6 separate regions of the Homo sapiens genome follow, and all the other regions are linked to region 5. The links are chromatin loops, found by intact Hi-C in ENCODE. Cell type or tissue: PC-9. All regions are shown on one strand. Region 1 overlaps LINC02966 (long intergenic non-protein coding RNA 2966). Region 2 overlaps PAX8 (paired box 8). Region 3 overlaps PAX8 (paired box 8). Region 4 has its middle 10 kb from the start of IL1RN. Region 5 has its middle 13 kb from the start of IL1F10. Region 6 has its middle 31 kb from the start of IL37.

The links. Hi-C counts contacts between places; a loop is a spot of excess contacts. Peaks named below come from ENCODE experiments on the same cell type or tissue, not always from the same donor. Only the 100,000 strongest peaks of a DNase experiment are listed, where the experiment ranks them.
Region 1: it touches region 5 in a loop (11-fold over the local background); 8 of 110 quality-filtered maps call a loop at or near these places.
Region 2: it touches region 5 in a loop (11-fold over the local background); 4 of 110 quality-filtered maps call a loop at or near these places.
Region 3: a loop joins it to region 5, with 7 times the contacts of the local background. A loop is called at or near these places in 4 of 110 quality-filtered maps.
Region 4: a loop joins it to region 5, with 16 times the contacts of the local background. A loop is called at or near these places in 21 of 110 quality-filtered maps.
Region 6: it touches region 5 in a loop (4-fold over the local background); 3 of 110 quality-filtered maps call a loop at or near these places.

What each region holds. Positions count from the first base shown.
Region 1 is chr2:113,388,435-113,393,434 of GRCh38, reverse strand. The region is part of intron 2 of LINC02966 (long intergenic non-protein coding RNA 2966); the gene reads right to left. Among named protein-coding and RNA genes, the nearest start is that of ZNG1B, 47 kb to the left of the region's middle. In PC-9, CTCF peaks have their summits at 2,770 and 2,970 (motif pointing right); a DNase peak (open chromatin) is centred at 2,934; H3K27ac peaks cover 801 bases.
Region 2 is chr2:113,246,833-113,251,832 of GRCh38, reverse strand. It overlaps PAX8 (paired box 8), which reads left to right. Exons shown (of 12, transcript NM_003466.4): 3 at 4,914-5,000. PAX8-AS1 (PAX8 antisense RNA 1) reads right to left here. Exons shown (of 6, transcript NR_015377.2): 2 at 927-1,066. Among named protein-coding and RNA genes, the nearest start is that of PAX8-AS1, 13 kb to the right of the region's middle. In PC-9, CTCF peaks have their summits at 2,273 and 2,475 (motif pointing left); a DNase peak (open chromatin) is centred at 2,457.
Region 3 is chr2:113,238,462-113,243,461 of GRCh38, reverse strand. It overlaps PAX8 (paired box 8), which reads left to right. Exons shown (of 12, transcript NM_003466.4): 5 at 684-772; 6 at 1,332-1,454; 7 at 1,736-1,911. The region is part of intron 1 of PAX8-AS1 (PAX8 antisense RNA 1); the gene reads right to left. Among named protein-coding and RNA genes, the nearest start is that of PAX8-AS1, 4.7 kb to the right of the region's middle. RefSeq lists an enhancer at 1,343-2,542. In PC-9, no CTCF peak of the experiment used is centred here; DNase peaks (open chromatin) are centred at 2,341 and 2,861; H3K4me3 peaks cover 861 bases; H3K27ac peaks cover 4,347 bases.
Region 4 is chr2:113,135,526-113,140,525 of GRCh38, reverse strand. No RefSeq gene overlaps it. Among named protein-coding and RNA genes, the nearest start is that of IL1RN, 10 kb to the right of the region's middle. RefSeq lists a silencer at 4,910-5,000. In PC-9, CTCF peaks have their summits at 1,748, 1,956 (motif pointing left), 3,286 and 3,485 (motif pointing left); a DNase peak (open chromatin) is centred at 1,945; H3K4me3 peaks cover 457 bases.
Region 5 is chr2:113,078,188-113,083,187 of GRCh38, reverse strand. No RefSeq gene overlaps it. Among named protein-coding and RNA genes, the nearest start is that of IL1F10, 13 kb to the right of the region's middle. RefSeq lists an enhancer at 4,119-5,000. In PC-9, CTCF peaks have their summits at 2,781, 2,986 and 4,287; DNase peaks (open chromatin) are centred at 2,897, 3,847 and 4,597; H3K4me3 peaks cover 1,344 bases; H3K27ac peaks cover 3,021 bases.
Region 6 is chr2:112,939,622-112,944,621 of GRCh38, reverse strand. No RefSeq gene overlaps it. Among named protein-coding and RNA genes, the nearest start is that of IL37, 31 kb to the right of the region's middle. In PC-9, a CTCF peak has its summit at 2,665 (motif pointing right); a DNase peak (open chromatin) is centred at 1,801.

The sequences.
Region 1 (5,000 bases), 310 kb before region 5:
AGTAATCAAAGTTGGATAGGAACAAATATTTTATATCTGTTTCTTAGAGATCTGGATTCCACTAAAACGGACTCATGGGTGTCAGGGCATTAGGGGTGTGGACTGATAACAAACCTCTCCAATAGCAGACAAACAGAGAGCCAAATCATGAGTGAACTCCCATTCACAATTGCTTCAAAGAGAATAAAATACCTAGGAATCCAACTTACAAGGGAGGTGAAGGACCTCTTCAAGGAGAACTACAAACCACTGCTCAAGGAAATAAAAGAGGATACAAACAAATGGAAGAACGTTCCATGCTCATGGGTAGGAAGAATCAATATCGTGAAAATGGCCATACTGCCCAAGGTAATTTACAGATTCAGTGTCATCCCCATCAAGCTACCAATGACTTTCTTCACAGAATTGGAAAAAACTCCTTTAAAGTTCATATGGAACCAAAACAGAGCCCACATCATCAAGTCAATCCTAAGCCAAAAGAACAAAGCTGGAGGCATCACACTACCTGACTTCAAACTATACTACAAGGCTACAGTAACCAAAACAGCATGGTACTGGTACCAAAACAGAGATATAGATAAATGGAACAGAACAGAGCCCTCAGAAATAACGCCACCTATCTACAACTATCTGATCTTTGACAAACCTGAGAAAAACAAGCAATGGGGAAAGGATTCCCTATTTAACAAATGGTGCTGGGAAAACTGGCTAGCCATATGTAGAAAGCTGAAACTGGATCCCTTCCTTACATCTTATACAAAAATTAATTCAAGATGGATTAAAGACTTAAACGTTAGACCTAAAACCATAAAAACCCTAGAAGAAAACCTAGGCATTACCATTCAGGACATAGGCATGGGCAAGGACTTCATGTCTAAAACACCAAAAGCAATGGCAACAAAAGCCAAAATTGACAAATGGGATCTAATTAAACTAAAGAGCTTCTGCACAGCAAAAGAAACTACCATCAGATTGAACAGGCAACCTACAAAACGGGAGAAAATTTTCACAACCTACTCATCTGACAAAGGGCTAATATCCAGAATCTACGATGAACTCAAACAAATTTACAAGAAAAAAACAAACAACCCCATCAAAAAGTGGGCGAAGGACATGAACAGACACTTCTCAAAAGAAGACATTTATGCAGTCAAAAAAACACATGAAAAATGCTCACCATCACTGGCCATCAGAGAAATGCAAATCAAAACCACAATGAGATACCATCTCACACCAGTTAGAATGGCAATCATCAAAAAGTCAGGAAACAACAGGTGCTGGAGAGGATGTGGAGAAATAGGAACAGTTTTACACTGTTGGTGGGACTGTAAACTAGTTCAACCATTGTGGAAGTCAGTGTGGTGATTCCTCAGGGATCTAGAACTAGAAATACCATTTGACCCAGCCATCCCATTACTGGGTATATACCCAAAGGACTATAAATCATGCTGCTATAAAGACACATGCACACGTATGTTTATTGCGGCATTATTCACAATAGCAAAGACTTGGAACCAACCCAAATGTCCAACAATGATAGACTGGATTAAGAAAATGTGGCACATATACACCATGGAATACTATGCAGCCATAAAAAATGATGAGTTCATGTCCTTTGTAGGGACATGGATGAAGCTGGAAACCATCATTCTCAGTAAACTATCGCAAGGACAAAAAACCAAACACCGCATATTCTCACTCATAGGTGGGAATTGAACAATGAGAACACATGGACACAGGAAGGGGAACATCACACTCTGGGGACTGTTGTGGGGTGGGGGGAGGGGGGAGGGATAGCATTGGGAGATATACCTAATGCTAGATGACGAGTTAGTGGGTGCAGCGCGCCAGCATGGCACATGTATACATATGTAACTAACCTGCACATTGTGCACAAGTACCCTAAAACTTAAAGTATAATAATAATAAATTTTAAAAAAAGAAGTTACACGATGAAATTTTCAGTATCTAGAGGTATGAGAAATAAATGCATACCTAATTTTGAGAAATCCTGACTCTGAGAAGCACTTCTGCAGTCCCAGTAAAAACAAAGTAGCAGCAGCCCTGCTGAGGTGATGCTGGGCTCATTCTCCATGGGAAAGACTGTGCAAGTCTGCAGCAACAGGTTATGAGTGTGGCAGCCCCAGAACAAGGGCACGTTGGAGACAGGGTGTAGCTAGGGAAATTGCGTGGTGCACATTTGAGGGTAGCAAATTATTTCTATGAGGCTCATATTGTTAGCAAGGAAGGACTTTTTTTTTTTTTTTTGAGATGGAGTCTCACTCTGTCGCCCAAGCTGGAGTGCAGTGGCAGTGATCTCAGCTCACTGCAACCTCGCCTCCCGGGTTCAAGCGATTCTCCTGCCTCAGCCTCCCGAGTAGCTGGGACTACGGGTGCGTGCTACCACACCCAGCTAATTTTTGTATTTTTAGTAGAGACGGGGTTTCACCATGTTGGCCTGGATGATCTCGCTCTCATGACCTCGTGATCCGCCCGCCTTGGCCTCCCAAAGTGCTGGGATTATAGACTTGGGCCACAGCGCCTGGCCGCAAGGAAGGACTTGTAATGCCCACCCTCCTAGTTCCATACAAACACACACATGCACACTCGCTAGGTCCAAAGAGTGTGATGAGGGGAAAATAGAGACATAGTTGCAGCGTCTGGATTAGGGCTGAGCCAGCAGGAAACATTAATCAGGGCATCAGGAAACCAGAGTTCTATTCTAAGCTCAGTTTGTAACGTCTTTGTGGACTTGAGCAAGTCACTTTCCTATTCTAAACCTTGTTTTATTTCCTTTGCAAATGAGGAAGTTGAAATACGTGATCTCAAAGATTCCTCCCAGTTCTTCACCTCATGAGACAAATGTAAATCAAGTAACATTCGCTATTGTGATTAGAAAAACTGCATTTACACAGGTTAGCCACTAGATGGGGACGTGCGATTGTTACGTGGCTGAAGGTTTCCTGTATTTCTTTATTTTTTATTTGGCCGCTAGAGGGCACGCCTGCCCTGCACTTAAAGCTGACTACTTTTAAGGAAAGACAAAGGAATTCTTGGATTTCTCCATTTTCCTCATCACCTGTGCTTATCAGAGAATTCCAGGGGCAAGCTACCCTTTCCAATTCATCACTAATTTATAAACAAAATAAGGAGTAAGGAATGCTTCTTACTTACTTCCTATAACATATTTAAGAATGAATGCTCAAAACGAAAGTAATTTATTTAAAACTTGTGTTGAGTCATTATGACTGCAAAATTTTTGCTCATGTTTTTCATATGCTATTCACTTGCAAATTATTAGAACTCTACATGTTCTGTTCATCTCAGCATTATTTATAACAGGGAAAAATTAGACACTAGCCAAAAATCTAAAAACGGGACAGTAAGGAAAAAGCAAATGGTTCTTTTAATCATCATCACTAAAAGTGGTTGTGACTTAAAATAATGACATAAAAGATGCTTCTACATTGTTGAGTAAAACATCAAGATAAATTTAAAATTATATTTCAAGCTTAACATATTCATTTAAAAAGAGAAAAGAAATTTTAGAGAGTTTATCTTGTTGGATTATCAGATGTTATTTTTCTCTTTTTAATGCCATATACTTTTCAAATTTTCAGTGGACTGGTATTACTTTTGTATTTAAAAAAGAAAAATATAAGGAAAAAGAAACCTGTCATGCACTTTCTAGTGGATTTTACTTACCAGTCATCTCTGTGTTTCTGGCATCAGCAAACTGAGCCAGAAACTCAGTGCCTCCCATTTCTTTTTTTTTTTTTAGATGGAGTCTTGCTCTGTCACCCAGGCTAGAGTGCAGTAGCTCAAACTTGGCTTGCTGCAACCTCTGCCTCCCGGGTTCAAGTGATTCTTCTGCCTCAGCCTCCCAAGTAGCTGGGATTACAGGTGCCCGTCACCGCACCCGGCTAATTTTTGTATTTTAGTGGAGATGGGGTTTCACCATCTTGACCAGGCTGGTCTCGACTCCTGACCTTGTGATCCACCCGCCTTGGCCTCCCAAAGTGCTGGGATTAACAGGCGTGAGCCACTGCGCCAGGCCGAATGCCTCCCATTTCTTGTATTCACCTTAAAAACTCCTGCAATGAAGGACTCCCTCCTCCCTCATCTAACCTATTATGTGTGTCGTGAGTTCTGACTATGATATCATTCCTGATGTGAAACCGAAGTCTCTCTAAGTCCATCCATTGGTTCAGTTCTGCCTTCTGACAGAGTCCACACCAGACTTCACATTTCTCCCAATCTTCTTTGTCCTACAAGGGCTTTCTATTCTTCAAGCTAAAGAGACACCAGTGATTCCGTTCGTTCATTCAGTTAACATTTAGGGGCCACAGCTTGTGCTATGTCCTGAGATTTGCCAATGAGCAGAGCTCAGAGTATTGAAAAGACAAACACACACGCCAGGCATTTTACTATGCTATGTTGTGTGCATGACAGGAGTACACAGGGCATCCAGGCACCAGTGAGAAGGGCCTTTCACCAGACTTGAGAGGTCAGCAAGGGTGCTCTAAGGAAACACCTTCTAAACCGAGAGCTTGAAAGAGTGAGACAGGAAAGCAGTAAGAGGGAGCGTTCTGAGGAGGAAATCTCCGAGGTGGGACAGGGATGCGTGTGGAGAGAATGCCCTTCCCATCTCCACTCTTCATGAGGTCTCTATTCTGTCAGGGTCTGTCTGCCCTGTGAGCTGTTGAGGACAAAAGCCGTTTTATAAACATTTTTATTTCCTCCCTCTGTTTTCCTTAAACACCTAGCCCGGTGCCTGGAACATAAGAAGCCGTAATGAATTTTTGTTAGATAAGTGAGGAGTGCTGAGTAGAGCAGAAATGTCACATGCCTCAGTTGAAATATGGGTCATCAGTTTTCTTTCTTTTTTAACATAGAAGTCAAGACTTGATGATCTCTGAGAGCTTCAAGATACCATTAAAGATATAATCATCCTCATGTACTTGAGCTTTGTTTTCACCCATTATGTTATGACTGCTGTC
Region 2 (5,000 bases), 170 kb before region 5:
AAGGACTATAGGAACATGGAGAAAGGATTTCCACATCTTAAGGGTTTGGATATTGGTGCATATAACAAGAATTTTGGTCAATAAGTGTCTCTGTTTTCTTTCTGCCATCCCAACTACTCAGAGCTCTATAAAGGATGAAGAAATTACCAACAAAGTCCTAAGACCTCCCTGAATGGTCACTTTTCAAAAGGATATGTTTCTGGACAGCAAGCTTCACCTAGACCTTTGCTGAGCTCCAATCCCTTTACTGTACGATAAGTCCTCTCTGACCCCAGGAAAGCTTGCATTTCCCGTCTGAGTACCTTTCACTCAGGAACCTGCTTGCATCCGGCCAGGCGGTCTTGTCTTCCTCCCCCATACCCACCCCACCTCCCCACTCACAATCCTCCAGACATACAAAGAGTCTTTGCTTATGAGGCTTCAAACCTCTTCCTGGGCCACACCTTCCCCCCTCACCCCACTTCCCGCCCAACCAGGAGGCTCCTACTCATTTTTGGCTTCCGGCCTCAAAGCCCACCCCACCTGCAGCTGCATGAAGAGGTGGTCAGCACAGTGGGCGCCAATCGTCCCCCCAACCCCAGTGCAGGAAGGAAGTCTGCACCCACCTCTGGGCATTTGGTGGTGACTCACCCAGAAGAGTCCACTCCCCCACACCGGACACAGGAAAGACAAAGGTCTTTCCATTGCAGAGACTCAGCTTAAAACTTCAAACCATAGGGGCCATCTCCATCTGCAGCCAGCAGGCTCTTTCCAAATTCTCTTTCCTGCCTGTCCTACAGCCACACTAAATGTCTTTCAATTTCTTGAAGGCACCAAGACTTTATGCATGGATTTCTTTCCCCCTGAAGAAAATTCTTCACCTAGTTACCTCCTAGATACTCTTCCTTGCAGCTTCCCTCTAACCACTTACGGGTCTCCCCAAGCACCTGGACTTATATCCTTCAAGAAAGATAACCATTAACATGGTGATTCCTAATGTGTCTTATCATATCCCCCAAAAGGTTCGAAGTTCCTTGAAGGCCAGGATTCTTGTCTTGTTCAAGGTTGTATTCCCAGTGCTTTGTACCTGAGTCATGATAGGCACTTGGTCAATGTCTTGAGTTGAAAAGAAATGAAAACCATAATATACAAACAATCATTATTATTGTCAGAAGAATGTTGGAGGAGTATGAAGAGTTATTCTCTTACGCTTAATTTACCAGCCATCACCTGGCCTAAACCAGTGGTTTTCAAAGTGTGACCCTGGCCTAGCAGCATTAGCACCATGTGGAAACTTCTTAGAAACATAAATTCTTAGTTCAATCCCAGACCTACTGATTCAGAAACTTAGGGCATTGTGCTCAGTACTCTGTATTTTAATAACCCTCACTGCCAAGTGATTCTGATGCACACTGAAGTTTGAGAAAACACTCCCTAGTCCTAGTCCTACTCCCAAGATTGGGTCATAACATTCAACCATGGGAATATTACAAATTAGAAAAACGTTACATTTATAGCAAGATTTGTTTATCTAAATAAACACTTCTCCATCCTGGTCCCCCTATCTTCTTTTTTTTTTTTTTTTTTGAGATGGAGTCTTGCTCTGTCACCCAGGCTGGAGTGCAGTGGTGTGATCTTGGCTCACTGCAAGCTCTGCCTTGCGGGTTCATGCCATTCTCCTGCCTCAGCCTCCTGAGTAGCTGGGACTACAGGCGTCTGCCACCATGCCCGGCTAATTTTTGGTATTTTTAGTAGAGACGGGGTTTCACCATGTTAGCCAGGATGGTCTGGATCTCCTGACCTCGTGATCCACCCACCTCGGCCTCCCAAAGTGCTGGGATTACAGGCGTGAGCCACCACACCCAGCCCCCCTATCTTCTTATAGGGGTTTAAGTCAGCAGCAGGCATAAGTTTTGTTAAGCTCCATTCGATAGATAAAAACACTAAGGTTGAAAAAAAAACCCACTTTCTCAAATGATAAGACTAAAACAGGCAGTGTCAAAGAAGGGATCAGGCCCAAGACTCTTTCCACAGTAACACAAAGTCATTCAGAAGACAGTCAAATAAAATAAGCACCAGAGAATTCACCGTTTAGGGGCCAGAAATGTGAATGCATCTTTCCCAGCACTACAATGCTTGCTGATAACGGTAAATAACCTCTCAGGTGGCTTCCTGAGGGTTTGGGTTTCTAAGGATGCGAGTCAGTCCTTCATAATAATTAAGAGCAATGTCCCACACAACTTACAGCGTCGTTTTCTTTTTTTAAAAAAAAGGCACAATACCCAATTCATGCCACCCCAGAATGGCATTTTTTTTAAACCTGCTTCACATTTGTAGAGGTGAAGAACCTCCACCTCTAAGAAACCTTGCTTTCAGATATAGAGGTCCCAGCCTAAACACCTAGGTTTGGGTGGATACGGCCCGGAAACTTCTGGAAAATGAGGACAAAGCTGGACTGCTGAAGGTCTTGTCTGTGTTTGGGTGGCTGTCTGGCGCCCCCTTGTGTTCAGTGCCTGGACCCAAAAGAGCCGGAAGGCAACAATGATGCAGTGAGGGCAAATGGCTACAGCAATTCACAAATGGCACTCTGGCCAGTGAGGACCAGAGGAATGGGCTTAGGACTGGGCAAAGGCCCCTCTGCCCACCATCTGGGCTCTCCTGAAGGCCCTCCAAGCACTCTTCCAGCCCTAGTGGAGAAGCAGTCACTAGGAAGACTTGCCTGGACAGGCATAGGTGGAAGCTGTGCCCAAGCTCACCCGTTGTGTCCACCAGGAAGATGGGTCATTGCATCCTTCTTGCTGGGTGTTTGGCCAGAGGGCTTTTCCTCCTGACTTACTGCCCAGGGCAGAGGCTTAGAGCACCCCCACCTCCCTTTTTTTTCTTTTTTTTGACGGAATTTCGCTCTTGTTGCCCAGGCTGGAGTGCAATGATGCGATCTGGGATCATCACAACCTCCACCTCCCAGGTTCAAGCAATTCTCCTGCCTCAGCCTCCCGAGTAGCTGGGATTACAGGCATGTGCCACCATGCCCAGCTAGTTTTTTTTTTTTGTACTTTTAGTAGAGATGGGGTTTCACCATGTTGGTCAGGCTGGTCTCGAACTCCTGACCTCAGGTGATCCGCCCGCCTCAGCCTCCCAAAGTGCTGGGATTACAGATGTCAGCCACTGCACCTGGCCCCCACCCCCTTTATTAAAGGGAAATTGAGTGTTCTGCTGAAGACAGCTTGGGCCCCTGAGGAGACATTGCAAGGCAGTTCTGAATGTGCTAAGTCAGTGGGTGATAATGGGCACTGTGTGCCCAGCAAAGGCACTTCCCACCCTCGGCCATAAACAGTCTTTAACTGGTTCACACAGAAGGCTGGGGTTGGCTCTTCCTTCTCACCTGCCTGCTCCCTGACTCCCACACTGCAGGGCTCTACCTTCCCAGTCATATCACCAAATCCTGCCCTTGGTGTGAAAAAGACCATGGCATGTTCAGCACAAAACAGCAGAGCCAATGACAAGCATCCAGGCATAGCTCTAGCCCCAGAACAGGGCTCCCCTCAAGGAGCAGCCCTGATCTGAGCCTTAAATTCTGGATGGATCTCAGCTCCTCCTCATATAAGCTGAGTTAGACAAGTCATATAAATCAGAGCACTAAAACTCTCTGAGCCCCAGTCTCCTCATGAGAAAAATGGAAATCTCGGCCCTGAAATTAGCCCAGTATGGCTCTAGGTACTATAGAGTTGAATATGTTGGAAAATCTAACAGACAAGTATCCTCTTGCCTCTGAGTCTTTGCACATTCTGTTCCCACTGCCTGGAACAGTTTTCTCCCCTCTCTCCCTCACTTGGCTAGTACCTGTTTATCTTCAGTCTCAGCTTAGACCTCCTCAGGAACCCTTCTGTGTTTCCTTGAGCCAAGTCAAGTTCCCCTCCAGTGGTTCCCATAACTCTCTGCATGTCACCAGTCCCAAAAGTGGTCACAAAATATGTTAACTGGCTGTTTGCTGGTCTAGGACCTCACTGTAATAAACCCCATGAGGGAAGAATAGGGATCATGTCTGCCTTATTCACCTTGGCATCATCAGGGACCTGTGCAGTGCGTGGCACATAGTTAGCACTCAATACAAATGGATTTGACTGGATAGATGGGCTCAGAATGAAACACAGGCTGGGGCCAGAGAGCAGAGGCCAAGTCAGGAAAGCAGCTAAGGGAACGTGTACACACATCCATGACGTGGATAGATTCCCACAGTGGCCTGTAGCCCCTGTGTCAGTCCTGGAACCCAGTGCTATCTATGCCTGTGAGGACCCTGCACCAGGTCCCTGCTGCTCTGGCCTATTAGAGAAAGAAGGAACCTTGGGGGTCATTCAGGCCAGAAGTCCACAGACAGAGCTCAGGCCTTCTCTGCCCAAGCTCTACCAGAGAGTTTCTGCTTTTATTCTTTTGTATTTTTTTTTCTCAATGAGGTAGTGTTTTAAAATCTGGTTCCATGAGGAGAAGGAGAAAGGTGAAAATCACCTGTGCCGTCATTTTACAAAAGGAAAAGAGACTCTCAGAAGAGAAGGGGTTTTCCCCAAGGTCAAACGGCTCAGTATTGGTATGGGAAGACCCCACATCCTCAATTCCTTACACACTTTTCAGAGGGAGGGAAGAAAATAGGGGATTGTGATTTGGAGTGAAGGGCTGAGTCTGCCTGAAGAGTCCCCAAGCCCAAGGTGCTCCTGTGACACCATCCCATCGTGGGGGATGAGCATCACATACCATTTGTGCCAGCATCTTGGGAGTGAGAACTGGGGAAGGGGTGCAGAGGGGCCCACAGGGCCTGGCCGTGGGATTTCATGGTCACAGTCAAACACACACACACACACCAGCACCTGTACTCATAGCTAATCCCCACCCAAACTCCTACCTGACCCTGACAGCTGTCCCTGGGAATATTGTCTCCTTAGGCCATGGAGGGCTGAACCAGCTGGGAGGGGCCTTTGTGAATGGCAGACCTCTGCCGGAAGTGGTCCGCCAGCGCATCGTAGACCTGG
Region 3 (5,000 bases), 160 kb before region 5:
TGAGATCACGCCACTGGACTCCAGCCTGGGCGACAAGAGCAAGACTCTATCTCAAAAAAAAAAAGAAAGAAAGAAAAGAAAACCAGTAGATAAAGAGCAGGGGAGCACAAGGTAGGCTGAAGTTGAAGATGTCAGCAGAGGTGACCTTTCAGAGGCTGGGGGCTGTGTTATATCTTCTTGCCTTTGGTCATAAAGCAATGGGAAACCCTTGGCAGATTTTAAGCCAACTTGCATTTCAGAAAGTCCACTCTGGCTGCAGTAGGGAGAATCACTTAGAAAGGGCCAAGAGGGGATGGGCGTGGGCCACTGAGTGACCCTGGAACACTGGTGATGACATGCACTAAGGTGCTGATGGAGAGACGCAGAGAGGGGTCAACGTTGGCAAGGTTCACAAGGTCAAAACACAGAACTTGATGATGGGTTTGATAGGAAAGAGAGGGAAGCAGAGGTTAAGCCCCATCTCTGTTTTGGCCTTGAGTGACTGATGGTACCAATCATGAAATGCGGACAACTGAGGAGGACTAGGCATGCGGAGTAGGGTCACAGACTTGACTGTGGACAGTTGAGTTTCAAGTGCCTTGGAGATACCCAAAAGGGGTGTCAAAAAGGCGACTGGGTCTGGGGCAGCCATGAGTTCTCTTTCCTCCTCTTCTCTCTCATGGCCTTTCTTCTCTTCATCACAGAATCATCCGGACCAAAGTGCAGCAACCATTCAACCTCCCTATGGACAGCTGCGTGGCCACCAAGTCCCTGAGTCCCGGACACACGCTGAGTGAGTGCTGAGAGACCTGGATACACACACATGCTCGTGTACACCTCCCCTTCAGCATACCCACATATACACAGAGGCACACACAGACACACCCACACAGACATAGCTGTGCACAGTACCATTCACAAACCCATGTGTAGACTGAGTTGTGCCACTGCGACGAAGTCTGGCCTGTTCCCAGGGCAGATTCACTGAACTATGGAGAGGTGCAAACACTTGAGACAGCTCTAACTCCAAGAATCCCTCCCACCAGGAGGCCCCCTGGAGGAAGGACCTGAGCCCCTCCAGGGCTCAGTCCATGGTTCGGCTTGCTGCCTCCTGCACAGTGTCAGCAGGGACTGTGAGGGGTGTCACTCTCACTCCCTGACCCTCTCCCTCTTCCCACCACCGCAGTCCCCCCAGAGTCACCCCAGGGCTGTAAGGGGTGTCCCACCCCTTGCTCCTCTCCCTCTCCCCCAGCCCCTGCAGTCCCCAGCTCAACTGTAACTACCCCAGAGTCACCCAGGGCTGTGAGGGGTGTCACTCCCACCCCTGACCCTCTCCCTCTCCCCCACTGCAGTCCCCAGCTCAGCTGTAACTCCCCCGGAGTCACCCCAGTCGGATTCCCTGGGCTCCACCTACTCCATCAATGGGCTCCTGGGCATCGCTCAGCCTGGCAGCGACAAGAGGAAAATGGATGACAGTGAGTGCTGGGACAGGAGGGCAGCGGGCGGTGCACGAGAGCAGTTTGCTCAGGCTTTGATGGGGACAGAAACCCTTCCACTTATGATATGGGACTTTGTAGGGGCTCTGCATGTGACTGTCACATGTCCTGTCCCTCAGTTGGCCAAGGCTCCTGGGCCCACGTGGCTGGCCCTTTTTCTCCCTCCACAGTGAGTCAGCTTGGAGTCAGTCCTCTACTTTGGCCTAGAGCATGAATAGATAGGTCCCCTAAAAGCTTTCTTCCTTCCCGGGGGGTACCAGGTGATCAGGATAGCTGCCGACTAAGCATTGACTCACAGAGCAGCAGCAGCGGACCCCGAAAGCACCTTCGCACGGATGCCTTCAGCCAGCACCACCTCGAGCCGCTCGAGTGCCCATTTGAGCGGCAGCACTACCCAGAGGCCTATGCCTCCCCCAGCCACACCAAAGGCGAGCAGGTGAGAAGCTGGGCCCTGGGAGGTGAACAGGGTGGGCAAGGGCCAGAGAAGGTCTATTCTCCAAATGAGCCTGTGCTCCATCAAAGCAGCTGGAAGTTGCATCAATGGGCTCAGGGCACCTGCCTTATGCAACTCCAAGCCTGACACATGCTTTATTTTACCAGATGCCCTGGCATCTTCCTCCCTTTCTAACCCTCCTGGCTTCCTTCACCCAAAACCTTTGAGCCTGGGCCTTTCAGGGATGGCAGCACAACCTGATGATGCTATCCCTTGCCATCAGCGTCTTTCCCAGATTGCAACATCACGTTCCACAACTCTGAAGCAGTAGCACAAAGCCTTCACATAATGACCTCAGCCACTATTTCCTAGCCCCACCTTTGGCCACTCATCCTGCACACCCCATGCTCTTGCATTACTCATGGCCCCGAGCTCACCACCCTCGCTCACACCTCTCTGCCCTTGCACACTGTGTGCCCTCCACACAGAATGCCTTTCCTCCCACTTCTCTGCATGGAAAAATACCACTAGCCTTCATGACTCAGCCAAACATCACCCTCTCCGTCAGTCCTCCCCTGCCCCTCCGACATGAATCATCTCTCCTGCCTCTTGCCCTTCTGCATGTCCCACATGCTGCTCTCAGTAGCTTCTCACAGTGTCACTTAATAATCTAGCAGACAGACAGGTACAAAGACACGCGGACTCCTTAAGGACAGGGAAGCCTCATGAAACGTTAAACATCGTTTTTATTCCCAGCACCTACCATTGTGCCCCCCTTATAATAGACAGTAATGGTATAGTGAATGAATGAACAAATGAATGAGTTGAGAAATCCAGAATAATACATCACAAGCTACAGCGAATTTTTCTTGCTAGTGCTCAGGACAGGTGAAATGAATCATAACAGGTTGGTGTCCGTGAAAAGCTGACAGAGATGTGAGAGGTCCCACCCTGAGGCCAACAAAGACTCTGCAGCTCTGGCAGAACCACTAAGCTCTCAGCTCCTAGTCATCACATCTTTTTCCCTTAACCCTGCCAAGTCAACCAGATGAGGAGTGTCTTCAGGGTGGGTCTGTTGCCCCTCTTTGCCCATGCCGTCATTTGCTGTAGGAGTGAGGCAAGTCCATATGCCTTTAAGAACCGAGTAGGACAATGGAGATGATGCCAATAATCAGCCCAACCACTTCCAGTGACCGTCTGGGCTGCTGGTCCCGTGCCAGCACTCGCAGCTGGGCAGGCAATCTGCATCAGCAATTTTATCAGCGTTGACTGTGGCAACCACGAGCGTGCAGAGAAAGCTGACCATCAGCAGCATGGGGAGAGGGCCTGGGGTGCTCACGCACCAGTCAGCACACAGCTCCAGGAAGGAAAGGGGTTGCAGTGGGGGGCCTGCAGGAAGCTCACTCTGTGAGAGTAAGCCTGCAAAACTCAGTGTGCAGGCACCAGCCACTCAGTGAAAGTAAAGAAACCCTGCTGATGAGACTCTGGACACCCGCTGAGTCCCAGAGCCATTTCCTGGCTCCATCCCTAAGCCCCCCAAAGGACCCTGCTTGACTACAGAGCACCCCCATGCCATGCTGGCATATGAACATGGGGAATCCTGGAATGAGAAAGTCTTTGAGCTTTCAGGGACCTCCATGACCACCTTGTCCAGTTTCTCCATTTGTGTGGAGATAATCCAAGCAAGACAAGGAGGGCTTGGGCAATCAGAAGGTTTTGGAGCTCAGGCCTGCCAACCCTCATTTCATTCAGACTGGTCCACTGTCACCTGTTTCAGATATGGTGCTTCTACGTAAACACTTATTTGAAGACTGAAAAAAAAAGCATTTGAAAACCATTAAACTTCTCCAACCACTCATCTTTCAGATGAGGAGACTGAGGTCCAGCAGTGTCCATAAATTATTCATTACCTCCTCAGTCAATCATTATTCACCCAGTCATTCACCTGGAGGGTGGTGAAGGCAGGGAGAACCAGCCAGTGCAAGGGCCCCTCATGTCCTGCCTGGCCTTTGCTTTTCCTACCTCTGGTAACTGACTGTGCTGCCAAAGTAACACTCCGTGCTCTCTCACCTGGGCATAGGAATGCCCTCTGGCTTGGGGAGCCAAGAAAGAAGCACAAGTATTCATACCTGACCTTAGGACAGGTTGTAACACAGCTATCTTTTCTGCAAAATCAACAAGTGGGGGACCAGGCATGGTGGCTCACACCTGTAGTCCCAGCACTTTGGGAGGCCAAGGTGGATGGGTCACCTGAGGTCAGGAGTTTGAGACCAGCCTGGCCAACAAGGCAAAATCCCATCTCTACTAAAAATATAAAAATTAGCCAGGCCTGGTGGCGTGCACCTGTAATCCTAGCTACTCGGGAGGCTGAGACAGGAGAATCGCTTGAAGCTGGGGGGCGGAGGTTGCAGTGACCCGAGATTGTGCCACTGCACTCCAGCCTGGGTGACAGAGCGAGGCTCCATCTGAAAAAAAAAAAAAAAGGGCAGGGGGAAGTGTTCATCAGAAACATCATGTGGCCTTATTCCTGGTTGCTATTTCATGACCAGACATAGCTAGAAGTCATACAGCTCTTGTTTCCCTATTTTACAAATGCATCAAAAAAAATCAACAGAATATGAATATCAGTTTATTGACAGAAATCAAGAATTTGGTGGCTTCTGACTCTTCACGATTCTGAAATAATATCTGTGATAACTCTCATTGGGCATCTGCTGTCACCAAGTATTCGGTGCTAAGCACATTATGTATAAGTATACAAAATTTCATGTAATGCTTACGTCAGCCTCATAAAGTAGAGTCTATGATTCCCATACAGGTGAGAAAATTAAGGTTCAGAGCAGTCAAGTAGACTAAAGCTACTTGGCAGGTCATTGCAGAACCAGGGCTCAGAGTCGCTGAAGTTCTGAAGCATTGTGCTGCTCTGCCCCGATTCAAGTTCAATTCCAGCTAAAAAGCCCAATAATCACTGGGAAGTTTCAGTCATTGAATACAAAATCACCAAAAGATTTGACTATATAGGTTTTCTTTTTCCTTTTTTTCTAAGTTACTTGGATTTTGAAATAGCTATAGGATTCTGAGTAGATATTTTG
Region 4 (5,000 bases), 57 kb before region 5:
AAAATCGTGGAACCAACCCAAATGCTCATCAATCAATGAGTGGATAAAGAAACTGTGATATATATGATATCTATATATGATATATGATATATATATATATATATTGATAGATATAGCTATAAGGTGGAATACTACTCTGCCATAAAAAGGAATTAATTAACAGCATTTGCAGTGACCTGGATGAGATTGGAGACTATTATTCTAAGTGAAGTAACTCAGGAATGGAAAACCAAACATTGTATGTTCTCACTGATATGTGGGAGCTAAGCTATGAGGATGCAAAGGCATAAGAATGATACAATGGTCTTTGGGGACTTGGGGGGAAGGGTGGGTGGGGGGTGAGAGATAAAAGACTACAAATAGGGTACAGTGTATACGGCTTGGGTGATGGGTCCACCAGGATCTCACAAATCTCCACTAAAGAGCTTACTACATGTAACCAAACACCTCCTGTACCCCATTAACCTATGGAAAAATAAAAAAATAAATAAATTAAATAAATGAATGAATATACTTCAGAATATGTTGGCAGTGAGTTTTCATCAGTTTCCGATAAGCGCCCAGGTGCTCTAGGGAGCACAAACAGCAAAACACTGAATCTTTACTTTAAGGTGCTCAGGGGATGGTTAAAACATACACCTCTGGAAAGACCCCAGAGGCGCCATGCAGATCAGGGGTCTGGGCTACAGGTCCTCATGGAGTCTAGAAGAGGGGGTTATTGAGGGCTGGTATGGACCGTGCTCGATGTCTTCATGGAACAAATTGTCCAAGAGCCTCGCTTTGAGGAGATTTTTGTAGGAACTAGGGGGTGCAGATGGGGAGAGAGAGCACTTAGAAGTAGAGCATGGGGTGGTGAAAGGACAAATTTCAGAGTGTCCAAGGCCTATTTATGCTTTAGGACAGACTAGAATCCTTACCATTGCCTACTAGGTTAGCAAGATCTAGCCCCAGCCTAGCTCCCTGTGCTCCAACCACAGGCCTGAGTTGAAAGAAAACTAAACTCCTGTGACTTATAATAAATACTGCCAAGGAGGGAAGGCGAAGATGTCAGTGTGACTCCATTGTGGCCTAAGGAAGATGTGTCTTGACTCTACACACAGACATACTGATCTCTTGGCAGGAAGCCCCTTGGAGTGGAGGTGGAGCGCTCAGGTGGGGCAGCTTGAGGTCCCTGGTCACTAAGATCTTTCCTCTGCTCTGACTCCAAGCAAATCAAGTTTCCTGAGTCATCTGACTGTGTCAACTGTCCCTGGGAAAGAATGCAGGCATAGCTGGCCCCTGAACAGATCCATTCCCCACTGTAGTGAGTGCCTGGGTATTTTATCTATCTCTTTTACGAGTTCTGTCCACTACCCACCAACACACAAAAGTACGCATTTCCCTTGTAGGCACGCCGTTGGGATTCCTGTGCTGAGTTCCAACATGTGGGTGTGTTCCCCCGGCCGAGGAGGGAAGTGTTAATTCCACACACCAGTCAATCATACAGGTAAAAGGTCTGCAACAGATAACAGGATGACAGGAAGTGGACTTTAAAGCAGGCACAGAAGACTTAGAATTTCTCGGGTGTCACCCCTTGGAGACTAGACATTGGCAATAGGCAACATTTGGATACTTGTCAGGAGTCAGGCCCCACCTCAGCTTGATTGATAGGTGAATGAAAATAAATTTTTCCTTAGAGTGAAACACCTAGAGAGTCTTGAAAAACCAGACCTTCACTAATTTGAGAGCATGAACCAAACTGATTATTTGCCTTGTCAAGATTCTTTCCAGGCCGGGTGTGGTGGCTCACACGGTAATGCTAGAACTTTGGGAGGCTGAGGCGGGCGGATTGCTTGAGTCTGGGAGTTGGACACCAGCCTGGGCAAAATGGTGAAACCCCGTTTCTATTTAAAAAAAAAAAAACAAAAACACTTTCCAGAGCAGTCAGGTGTGTACAAAATGCTGACCCCTGGTGGATATTTCCTGAACTACTCTTTTAGCTCCACATGAAGGAGACCCAGAGGCAAGACGTCAAAGCTAATCTTCCCTGTTTTTAAGCTTTCTCAGGTTTAAAGCTAAGAACCCAATAGATGAGTTTCATTGTCTCCAGAAACTTTTATGGAGAGAACTGGGCTGAATATCAAGCATGTTGAGATTTGCTGTTGTGGCTAGGGATTTCATAGTTATGTGAAGAGAAAACAAAAACTTATTTGGTTTCCCCAAGATTTGCAAGAATTTTACCCCAATTTGACACCCCCTGTTGAAGGCCAATTTATGTTCCCCCCAGAATGAAGCTTGAAATGTGTTTTAGCCAGCCTGTGATTGAGAAAATAGAAAATCTTCTACCTTCAACCCAAATTAACATGTAGTCAAAATGTACTGCTGATGCGGTAAGTGGCCTTTCTTTGAAGTTAAAGACCATCTCCCTCCATTGTATTGACAGACACTACCAGGGCCAGGTGGGAGAGCTGGGAGGACTTGACCTCAGGGTCCCTGACTTAGGAGCTATGTGGTCCACAGGGCCTCAGCCCTGGCATCATGATGTCCTTGTCCCACACCCAGATCAAGTGAATCAGAACCTCTGGATGGAGGAGGTAGGCCACTTTTGGTAAAAAGCTCCTGCAGGTCAGCCTGATGAAGACACATATCTAGTTCAATTCCCTCCTTTTATGAAAACTGAGGCCTAGGGAGGAGAGGTTGCTTGGCCAAGGGCCCCCCAGGGAGTCTGTAGGAAAACTCTGACTCACCAATGAAAGACCTGAATTCAGCCTTGAATTTTCAAACAGTTGTCCTTGATTCTGTAGTGTTGTAGTAGATCAGGCCCAGAAGTGACGGAAGAAGCCACAATCCTCTTGAGGCTTGCTTGTCTTCCCTCTCTGTGCTTTTCTCTCCCATCTCAGCCCCTCCACCTCCCAGTCACCTGTGCACCGCCTCCCAGTTGAACAAAAGCCTCACTTAAGCATGAACCCCAGGCCTGGCTTTCCTAATCCATGGCCCCTGCCTTGTGCTATATAAAGTGCTGGCCCCTTGATTATTAATTTCCTCACCGCAGGCTGAGACCAGACCTGGAATACCCCACCAAGCCAAACTCAAATGTTTGCACATCCACTTGCTTTAAACATAGCCCCAATAAGCCTATGGTAATCCATTTAGAACCTGCCTGCTCTGTATACTCCATGAAACTGTATCCAATATCTGCTGGCCAAGGATAAGCCCCAAGCCATAAAGGCCTCAAGCCACTGCAGCCCATAGGAGCTCTCTGACCCAGAGATTCCCTGCTGTGCTGCTGGGTGACTTCACCTGGCCATGTAAGCCCCCTTTCCAATTCTCTTCTTTCCTAGGAGTCCTCTTGCCCTCCTTCCCCTCTGAGTAGGACCCCATCTCCACACTATAGCCTCCTTGACCAATTCCTGCTATAAAGGACCTTCCCCAGTGTAAACCTGTTAAAGCATCAACCCGAAAGCCTATGTGTGCTACCGCCACCTCGTGGTCATATCTTTTTTCTTAACCTCCAAATATCTGAAAAATCCTTCACTCTGGGCCTTTTCCCTCTTCTAAGCTTCCTTCAAAATATTCCTGATCCAAGTCCCCAGTCTTCTCAAATTTGCTGACCTGTCGAATAAATTAATCCATATTGATATATCAGTGGCCAATTCATTTATTCACTGGCCAGATATTCACTTAGCACCCAGTATATCGCAAGCAATGGCCTTGGCACTTGAGATACACTGTAGAACAAAACAGACAAAAATATCTGCATGGGTTGAGCTGACATTCTAGCAGCACGATGATGATTTAAAGTTTTTCCTCTTAGGAATATTTTATGGAACACTTTAAACCAAAGTAAGGAAGTGTTTTGTTTTTTTGTTTGTTTGAGACAGGGTCTCACTATCACCCAGGCTGGGATGCAGTGGCATGATCTCAGCTCACCGCAACTGTCACCTTCCAGGTTTGAGTGATTCTCATGCCTCAGCCTCCCAAGTAGCTGGGATTACAGGCATGTACCACCATGCCTGGCTAATTTTTTGGCATTTTCAGTAGAGACAGGGTTTTGCCATGTTGGTCAGGCTGGTCTTGAACTCCTGGCCTCAAGTGCTCTGCCCACCTCAGCCTCCCAAAGTGCTGGGATTACAGGCGTGAACCACCATGCCCAGCTAAAGTGTTAAGAGGGGAGTTTTTGGTGTCATCAATGGGCTAGTGTGATAGAGAGTAAGGAGATGGGCTAGGTTTATAAGTAGGAGAATCCCTTTATGCTAGTGCGTATGCCAAAACTTATGCATTGTGCGATTTATGCTTTTTATTTTATCTTATTTCTTTCTTTATTTTGAGACAGAGTTTTGCTCTTGTTGCCCAGGTTGGAGTGCAATGGTGTGATCTCGGCTCACTGCAACCTCCACCTCCCAGGTTCAAGTGATTCTCCTGCCTCAGCCTCCTGAGTAGCTAGGATTACAGGTATGCGCCACCATGCCCAGCTAATTTTATATTTTTAATAGAGATGAGGTTTCACCATGTTGGTCAGGCTGATCTCGAACTCCTGACCTCATGTGATCCACCTGCCTCGGCCTCCCAAAGTGCTGAGATTACAAGCATGAACTACTGCACCCGGCTAATGCATTTTAAAACAGTGCTTCTCAAATTTAATGTGCATGGGAGATCTGGTTAAGATGATGACCCTAAGTCAGTAAGTCAAGCCTGAGATCTGAGAATCTGCATTTTAACTCCAGAAGTATGCTGATGTTGCTGATGCATGAACCACACTTGGAGCAATAAGGCTCTAAAGCAGATTCCTTTGAGCACTGACTCTTCTAGGACTAATAATAATAATAAGAATATGCCACTCACCACAGAAGGCTATTGCAAAGATTAAGTAACTTTGCAATAACTCAGCATTGCCTATTATTTGCATTTAGTGGTGGGAAAACCAAGGCTCTGAGGTGTTAACTAGCTTGCTTATGAGCACCCAGTGCAAGCAGGAGAGTCAGAGTGTGACTGCAGAGTCCCAGAGTTCACCCATGTGACTG
Region 5 (5,000 bases):
ACGTGGAAGAAGTGACGTTCTGTAGAGGCTGGAGATCCTCAGACTCTTCATAAGAATAACCCACAGGCTGCCTAGAAATTCAGCTTTCTAGGCTCAGCTCCACAATTTTGCAATTTTGTATTAGCCAGTAAGGGGTAGAGTCCCAGAAATCTTCATTTTTAACTAGCATTTCAGCTGATCCTGATATAAGTGGTTAAGATAATTTGAGAGCCTCTGGTTTCCTGACAGTACATTTTTAACATAGTAAGCATGCAAATATATAATGTCAGCAGCATCCTCTGAGTTGATGTAAAGGGGCAGGCCATGGAGATAATCTTGGATTTGGGTCAGGCTACTCTTGGGAATATCGGATAAAACATTTGTTGATATTCCTCTCAGCTTGCCTAAGAATCATTCAAAGCCATTGATTAAGCTCTCACTGTTGCCCAACATTGAATTCAGGGCTTGGGAGGGCATGAAGGAATGAGGAGTAGTGTGTGAACCTGAGAAGGCTAGGAAGTCAAACCTTACACATAGCCCCTGGCACAGAAGCTAAGCCTTAAGCCTGTCCTTGCTTCTCCCAGTTTACTTGCCACAGACTGGGACTCCAGCTGGGCTTCACCTTCCTCTGGAAGACATTCCAAGGGCTGACCCTCTCCCTTGGGTTCCTAGTTAGCATTAAAACCACAGAGCAAGATGAAGAAGATTTGAGAGAGCTTGGCTAAGGCTGGCTTTCTCATCTTCCTTAGGAGCACCAAATCTTGGACCCCATTCAATTCTGTATGCCCCCTGCCCAGTTCTGCACTTGAACATTGCAGGTGGTCAGTAACATTTGATGAAAGAATGAATGAATGAATTGCTGGCTACACAGCCATGTCAGAGTTTCTCATGGAGGCAGCATAGCATGATGGTCAGGAGTGCACATTCACGAATCAGTCAGCCTGTGCTTTACCCCCTCCTCTTCCATTTGTTTACAGTGACTTTGGGCACAGATTCTTTGCAGATCTTCCCCTTCAGAGGAAGAATCCATTTCTCTACCCACGTCTCCATAAATCAGGGCTGGCCTTGGGACTTGCTTAGACCAACAGGCTATGCTAGGAGTGAATAACATGAGGCAGGTTATGACAAAGTGCTTCTGACATTGGCTGGGAGCCCCAGTATCCCATCCACCCTCACCAGCTCCACTTCTGGGGACTAGACCCTTTCTCCACTACTCCCACCCACTGCCACAGTCCTTCCTGACAAATGTGAGTTTTGGACCCTAGGCCTCAAGAGCATTTGCAGCTTCTACCTTTCCCTTTTTGAGAAGCAACACTAAGATAGCCATGTAAGAAAGTCATTCCAGTTTACTGGAGGATGGGAGGACACATGAATAGCCAAGGCCCCCAACCAACAGCCAGCACCAACAGCCAGACATGGGAGAGACTATCTTGGACTTTCCAGCTGAGTTGAGCCTCCAGCTGAGTGCAACAGAGCCCTGGCAAGATCAGCAGAGGAACCACCTAGTCAACTCACAGAATCAGAAGGAATAATGAATCACTGATGTTTTAAATCACTGCATTGTGGGTTGGTTCGTTACTCAGCAATAGATAACTGAGACACCATGCAAAGTGATTCAGATATTGACTGGAAACCCTGATATCCTGTCCACCCCTCACCAGCCCTCCTTCTGGAGACTAGACCCTCTTCCCACTACTCCCACCTGATGCCACAGTCTTTCCTAATAAATCTGGACAGGGGCCCTGGTGCTAGTCTCTGCAGAGCATGACCTCTAAGTAGGACCCTTTTGGGAATCCTATTTGAGTTCTTTTCTTCATTCAGCAAATGTTGCTGAGTGCTTGACACGTCATAAATGCTTGTACATGCTGGTAATACATAAACAAGGCAAAAAGAAAATCCTCTGCCCGTGGATCTTGCATTCTAGTGGAGGATAAAGGAAAAAAAGTACAGTAAATAAAAAATAAATTATAGAGTGTATTAGAATGTGATAGTACCATAGGTAATCTAAGGGTGCTGAGATTTGAGGGGGTGCATATTGCAGTTTTCACGGGGGTAACCAGCGTAGGCCTCACTGAGGAAACAAGCCAGGCAGGTAATTGGGGAACAAGTGTTCAAAACACAAGGCTACTGCTGGAGCTCTGGAGTAGCATCGTGCCTAGAGTGTGTCTTTGGAGAATTGTGAGGAGACCAGTGTCTGAAGCAGAGGGTGTGAACAGGGAGAGGCATGTGGAAGAAGGTATCAAAAATAACACATTTTCTCACATAAACCTATGAGCACTCATTGGAATGTGTGCACTGGAACCAGTCTACAAAATGCATAACTAGCTGATACCTACGTCTGCTGTCCTTTATGCAGACAAACTTACATAACCAGTGCTATTTTTTGTATCATGGGTCCTGTGACTATGGACCTTCAGAAAATGTCTGTGAGAAATATTCCAGTATGGAAGAGCCTCTGCTAGAACTCAAGGCTCCCAGCATCCTTTGTCACCCAATTCTGTGACCAGAGCCTGGGCAAGAACATCCAAGGGAATTGGAGGGAATGAGTGTACAGGAGACAGATTCACAGCAACGTCTCTGTCATGGGGAGAAGGGATCAAGCATTCGTGTGATGCTCCTTCACATAGGTGGGAAAAATGTCGAAATGAGTATGTGTCTAATATCTACCTTCCCTCCTAAGCTCCAAACTCCTAGAGAGCAGGGGCTGTGTCCCTCGTGACAAGGGGGAGCTAACAAAAATTGTTACCCAACAGAATGGACACCCGGACTTCCTGAAGTCATCACAGGATCCAGTTCTACTCTCACGCATTGCGTGGAAGGATGCATCTACTGTAAGTGAGGCGGGGATTTGAGGCACAAGGGCTGACACACAGTAGCTGCTAAGTATTTGAAGAATTAAATGTTAGAGCTCATTCAGAACCTAGCCCCAAAAAGGCAGCGCCAACATTGATCTCTGTCGCCATCTTTAGCCCAAAGGCCACACTGCAGGCTCCCAGCCTCAGAAATGGGCAGGGGGATCAAGCCTCTAGATAGCGTGGAGTCTGTGCCTTTGAGGGCGGAGATTGGAATCTGCTCTGGGGATAGACTGTGTTTTGGTAGAATTCTGGTGAACCCTTTTAGTTATGCAAATGTAAAATCCAACCAGAAATAAGGTCAGGTAAACCGAATGCCAGTGCTTCAGTCCAAGATGTTAACTTTACTGTTTATATTCATTACACTTGTTTCTGTCAAGTTCATTTATGAAGTAGCTGTATATTTTAGAGAATTATATCAAGGAAAAGTTAGTATCCATTAAAGTTGTCTGCATTTTCCTTCACTTTTACTGTTTCCTCCTTAAATCTGAGTTTAGATTTCCCTAGAACTGACATGAGTTGTGTGTCCTGCGGAGTTTTCTGTACAATGTTTTGAGCCGGTATTCCTAGGGGCTATTGTGATGCGAGAGGTGGGCCTAGGATCGCGAGATGAAAATTTGGGTCAAAGGGAAGAGTGACTAGATTCTGAATCCTGGTGGAATGACTTAGGAAACACAGGTTATAGGAGACCCTGGGTTCATCGCCCTCTTGTGTGAAGTTGTTCCATAGCTTCTTGGAACAAAGACTAGGCCCCCTGTGAATCAACTGCTGCCTACATCTGGAGTCTCTTGTAAGCACGTATGCACACACAGCACACACATACACATACATGGACACGTCATGCACATACAGACACACACATTCACCCTCCCCACCCACCCTGCTCCTGGTGCTACCTGACCGAAAGCTGGCCACACTGTGTTTAATTGCCTGTTTGCTCTCTCTCTGGACCTACCAGTTCATTCTGAGATGTAAATAGTGGATAAGACCTAAAGTGTACCTCTCCCTAGAATTCACATAATAATAACCCTCTAGCCTGGTTAGGTTTTGGAGTGAAGACTTTGGTGTGGTTTCTAGGGAGGAGAAGGAATTTAAGGAATGAGCCTTGGGGCGTGGGAGAAGAATACTCTTGGCATCGCTGAACTGCACCTGTCAGAAATTGCCTCCATTCCTTACTTTTAAACCCTAGTGCCAGAAAGTCCCATCACTATTTCTACCACAGTCCTGCAGAATTTGATTCTAAGTGCTATTTGGAGTGTCTTGCAGTCAATAAATATGAGCTTTTATTCACAAGGTCTGGTTTTCCCATCTGCACTATGTGTCCTTCAGTCATAGAGACATGTCTTCTAAGTCTTTATGTCCTCTTCCTCTTCTGTGCACTGTTAGAGAATTGGCATATTTTACATGTGAAAATTTTTTTTAGTTATATAGAGAACATGATTCAACTTGGAACAGCACCACTAGTAAGTAGGAGGAGGCCTGCATTTGCCTGGGTGGTCCATGGGCACAGTTCACAAGGGAAGGGCCAGCAGAAATGAGTTACCATGTGTTAAAATAATTAATTGGGAAGGTATTAGGCTGAGATGACTCCAGCGTGTTGGGTTCCTGCCTAAGTAAACTAAAACCCAACCCAGAGTGAATGGTCATTGACTAAGAAAACGAAACTTAAGCTTAGCCAATCAGGAACCGCCGACTAACCTGCAACTAAGGATTTTCCACTTAACCAATGAATTTTTTTCTTCCTTTTGCTTCCTGAACAACTTATAAATGGTTTTCCGGTAGCCCCTGGGTGGAGCCCTGAATCACTTGCAATTTGGCACCTTGTGATTCATGAATCATTCTCTGCTCAAATAAACTCCTTAAAATTTTAATATGCCAAAGTTTGTCTTTCAACACATGCATGAAGGTGATGAACTGGTCAGGGAAGATGAAGCAGGGGTCAGGCTGACTGTGAAATCACAGCATGGAAGCTGACCCCGGGGCAGTGCTAAACAGAAGTCAGGGAGGGAGAAGGGGAGGGAGGGGGTGGCTGAGAAGAGCTGAGGACCCAGTAGCATCTGTGTTGGCCCAGTGCTGATCTGAGGGGCCCAGGATTAAAATCTGGGTCCTGCCTGAAATACCTGGATGATTCCTTGGGGCCTCCCAGATAAAAACTCCTTCACAAGGCAT
Region 6 (5,000 bases), 140 kb after region 5:
TTTTTTTAAAATGGGCAAAGTACCTGAATAGGTATTCCTCAAAAGAAGACATACAAATGGCCAAGAGATGTATGAAAAGCTGCTTAACATAACTAATCATCAGAGAAATACACAAATCAAAACAAGATATCATCTCACACCTGTTAGAATGGCTATTATTAAAAAATGAGATAAGTGTTGGCCAGGTGTGGAGGAAAGGAAACCCTTGTACATTATTCATAGGAATGTAAATTAGTACAGCCATTATGGAGAACAGTATGGAGATTCCCTAACAAAATTAAAAATAGAATTACCATATGACCCAGCAATTCCACTTCAAGGAATACATTCAAATACTATCAGTATCTCAATAAGATACTTGCACTCCTATGTTCGTTGCAGCGTTATTCACCATAGCCAAGATACAGAAACAAGTTAAATGTCCATCAACAGATAAATGGATAAAGAAAATCAGGTACATATATATATACAATGGAATATTATTCAGCAAAATCCTGACATCTGAGATAACCTGGATAAACCTGGAGGACATTATGCTAAGTAAAATCAAAGCCTGACACAGAAAGACAAATACCACATAATCTCACTTACATATGAAATATGAAAATGTTAATTTTATGGAAACAGAGTAGAATGGTAGTTGCCAGAGCCTGAGAGTAGAGAAAATGAGATGCTTGTCAAATCAAATCATCACATTGAATATATATAATCTATTTGTCAATTAAATATTTTAAGAATAAAAAATACCTGGCACCAAAAAAAGAATGCAAAATGTCTCAACAATGTTATATGTATTGCATTTTGAAGTGATAATAATTTGAATATTAGGTTAAATAAAATATATTTGAAAAATTAACTTCACCTATTTCTTTCCATTTTTGTTAACATAGGTACAAAAAAAAATTAAAATTACCTATGTGGCTCATGTAGGTGGCTCACATTATACTTTGATGACACTATACAGGCTGGTGACCATATATCTCTTAGACTAGTCTAAGTGATTTAACAGTGGTTCCAGAAAGATCCAGGTTTAACACCAATGAAAGGGCCAGCTGGCTTAGCCCAGCTTGTGTGGGAAATGTTGGGGAGTGGTTTAAGACAGGGAAAAGCAGAACATTTTGATGCTATTGACATTTTTGAAACAATCATTTTGTGGCCTGAAAAAAACCCAAAACATTAAATTTACAGCTTTTTTAAATTAGCTACCGGCTGGGCACAGTGGCTCACATCTGTAATCCCATCATTCTGGGAGGCCGAGGTGGGTGGATCACCTGATGTCAGGAGTTTGAGACTTGCCTGGCCAACACAGTGAAACCTCATCTCTACTAAAAATACAAAACTTAGTTGGGTGTAGTGGTGCGCACCTGTAGTCCCAGCTACCTGGAAGGTTGAGGCAGGAGAATTGTTTGAACCTAGGAGGCAGAGGTTGCAGAGAGCTGTGATCATGCCACTACACTCTGGCCTGTGTGACAGAGCGAGACTCTGTCTCAAAACATAAAAATAAAAATAAAAATAGTTACCAAGTCATATGTGCAACTGACATGCTCATGGAATTGTTTGGCTTCCCTCTCCCATTCCCTGATCCAACCCTGTGAGCCTCAGCTTCCCTGTTTATGACCTGGATTTCTGCTGCTGGCCTGCTGATGGTTTGCTTGCCTCAAATTCTCGCTCTTTTGGACCATCCTGGTCACTTCAGTCAGACAGATATTTCCACAATACACATCTGTTCTCAATGTCTAAAATCCTCCAATGACCTCCCGTTGCCTGGAGAAAAAAATTCAAACTCTTTGGCATGAGTCATGTGCTGACAGGGGGCAGAGTATACACACAAAAGGTGCATGCTAGAGGTAATGTAAGGAAAGGTTATTTATAAAACTGCAGGCAGGTCCAGAGGAAGCAGCAGGAGATGGTGGAGCTCCAGGCACTGCTGACAGTGGAAATCCACAACCCTCTCTGGAGGAGGAGGAGCAAGGGATGGGGAGGTGGCTGGCCCACTGAGAAAGCTGGGGCTGTGGGAGGGCCACTGACAGAAACTGTGGCCTTCTGTATAGGGGAATGTGGCCACTGCCAACCTGAAGGGGCGCGGGTGCACTCTAACCAAGCTCTCTTTCCTCCCTCTGATCTCCCATTGCCTGAGCCCAACCAGGAGATAGAGGACAACAGACCACTAAGGCAGCCCATAAGGCCAGTCTCAAGGGTACAGAGCAGATGGAGACATGTGGCACCCCCACCTGAAGCTCAGAGACACCATTTATCACCTGGATTACTGGCCCATAACTGCACACCCACCTCTGGCCACTCCCTGCTCTGGGTTGCCCGCCTCATTCTGGCCAAGAAATCTTCCTAAAACGCAAACCCAATCACACCATTACCCCAAGTAGAACTCTTCAGCGGCTCTGCACCATCTACACAGCAAGTCCATCTCTGTAGTGAGACCCTAAGACTTTTTATAACCCAACTCTACTCACCTGCTTGCTCACAGAAGTTTCATGAATGCACACGTTTGGTTCATCACAAATGTCTAAGAGAGCCATCCTCAGCCCCTGCCTTCTCCTGGGTCCTGCTACAGAGAGGACCTAGCGGCTAAGGAGTCCAGAGATTGCCCTTTGGTCACCTGTAGAACATCACGACTTAACAGCTGTGCCCTGCTGGAGCTACTGGCAGAGCTGCGCTTCCCAGGACCAGTAGAGGGCGCCATGACATTGAATGGCCACATGTTGGAGACCGCATCTTGGGCTTGTAGCTGCCAGAGCCCTGAGCTCAGAATAGCACCTGCAACTATGCGAGGCTAAGGCGGGTGGATCACCTGGTCGAGACCAGCCTGGCCAACATGGTTGAAACCCTGTCTCTACTAAAAATACAAAAATTAGCCAGGTGGGGTGGCTAATTTGAAAAATTTAGCTGGGTGTGGTAGTGCACGCCTGCAATCCTAGCTACTAGAAAGGCTGAAGCAGGAGAATCTCTTGAACCTGGGAGGCAGAGGTTGCAGTGAGCCAAGATCATGCCACTGCACTCCAGCCTGGATGACAGAGCAAGACTCGGTCTCAAAAAAAAAAAAAAAAAAAATGTCTGCATGAAAAAGTTATCACAGGGAACAAAAGCAAGAAGAAACAAAGAATGGGAACTTCCTCAAGTGTCTACAACTGCAAAATAAGAAATAATGTACATTATGAGCTTGGTTACAACAGGGTCAAGAAGCCAGTCACAAAATGGTGCAATTAACAATAAAGGCAAAAAGTTCACACAAGGCAGAATCATTCCTTTTATGAGCCCGTGTGGAAACTGTCTGCACTATGTGTGAGAACAAGAAAGCAAAAGGAAAAGATTTCACTTTCAAATAATAACACTAATAGATTATTCAATTAAAGTTTTCATTGCAAATTGATAAAAAAAAAACATGTAGCTGCACACATATTTTTAATAGCAATAATTAGGGTCCCTGAAGAAAACTACTACAAGACATGCTAGTAGGAGTGAAATATTCAATGAGTAAATCCAGGCTTTAAAACAAACAAATCAGAGATGACATTTGTTTTAACCTTGTTGACATTTGTTTAATCAGAGATATGCCAGAAGCCCTGCAGAAATTTGTGTCCTCAGGATAGGGCTGCCATAATAGAAAGAGGTGGTGGCTTTATACCAAGTCTGTCTGAAAGCATTGAGGTTCAGGTACTTTGAGTGATTATTAAAGTTGCAGATTTGTAGTGTAAAATGTTGCTTGGACATCTGAATTCCACACCAAATGACATTAAAACATTAACGTGTCCCATAAAACCCAGTTGCTTCCATCCAATTTGTTTTCAGCTCCTTGTGAAGACGTGGATGCAGAATAAATACCCCACTGAAAACGGACAGGAGAATTTCACCATCAAGAGTTTGCAAGCTAAAGGCAGAAATGACATTTCATAACATAGCATTTACCCTTACTGTTAGGAAAGCAGGAGCCTAGGAGAGCCAGATGGACACCATTTTCAAATCAAGCCCATCTTAAAACTAGCAAGACACATTCCTTGCCAGTCAGGACCCATGGCCCTAAGATGTTTACAGCTAAGGAAGTGGCTTGGTAATCCCTGCAAGGACAAACTTCTACAACAACAGAAAGCCCAGATGTCCCAATCCCTATAAAAATATATGCTTTCAAGATAATTATAGTTATGCTTTGATGTACTTAAACACACTAAAATGTCAAGGATAGTTCTCTTTAAATCAATAGGAGAATAAATGTTTTCATGCTGTCGGCCCACCCACACATAGCCACAGCTTAGTTTAGTCTTTATATAGACAAGATTCCTATATAAGAAAAATTTAATGATGGCATGTTCCTCCACTTGCTGTCTGAGGATGCTCTACTTTGTAATGGAATAGCTTTCAATAAACTCTCTCAATTCACCGCACCCTGCAACTCACCTTGAGTTCTTTCCTGTGTGAAATCCAAGGACTCTCTCTTGGGGTCTGGTTTGAGACCCCCTTTTCCAGTAACATCACTATGTTTAATAGATTCTCATCTTTTATTTTCTGTTCTGTACCTTTTTGTTTTTCAATTGATTTTTATAACTTATGATAGTTCTCACCCTTCAGTTGGTAAAGCAATGTCCTAGAATTGGGCTAACAGAAAATGTAGATGATTGGCAGTGGGCTCTGGAAGACAGAGGCCTTCTCACCTACTCCAGGGCCCATGGAGAGAGCTGAGCTTGAGGTCTACAAGAGAAGAATCCTTTTGGCTCATCCTTCACAAACTAAGCTTGGACTCCACCTGTGCTTCATGGGTTAAATAGAGGACTGACTCTTGTTATAAGGATCTAATGAGTTAAATCACAAAGACTGGAAGGAAAAGTGCTGCTCTATGTAAGTGTATCTTCATGATCACTCAGCAAGGACAGCCTGCTCCATGCGTACCTCTGTGCCTTATCGCCCTGTGGGTCTGGGCCCAGAGCCACAGCTGCTCACTGGGCACAGTCAAAAGGCACAGGTAGTCCCAGAGTTAGGAACAGACTATGTCC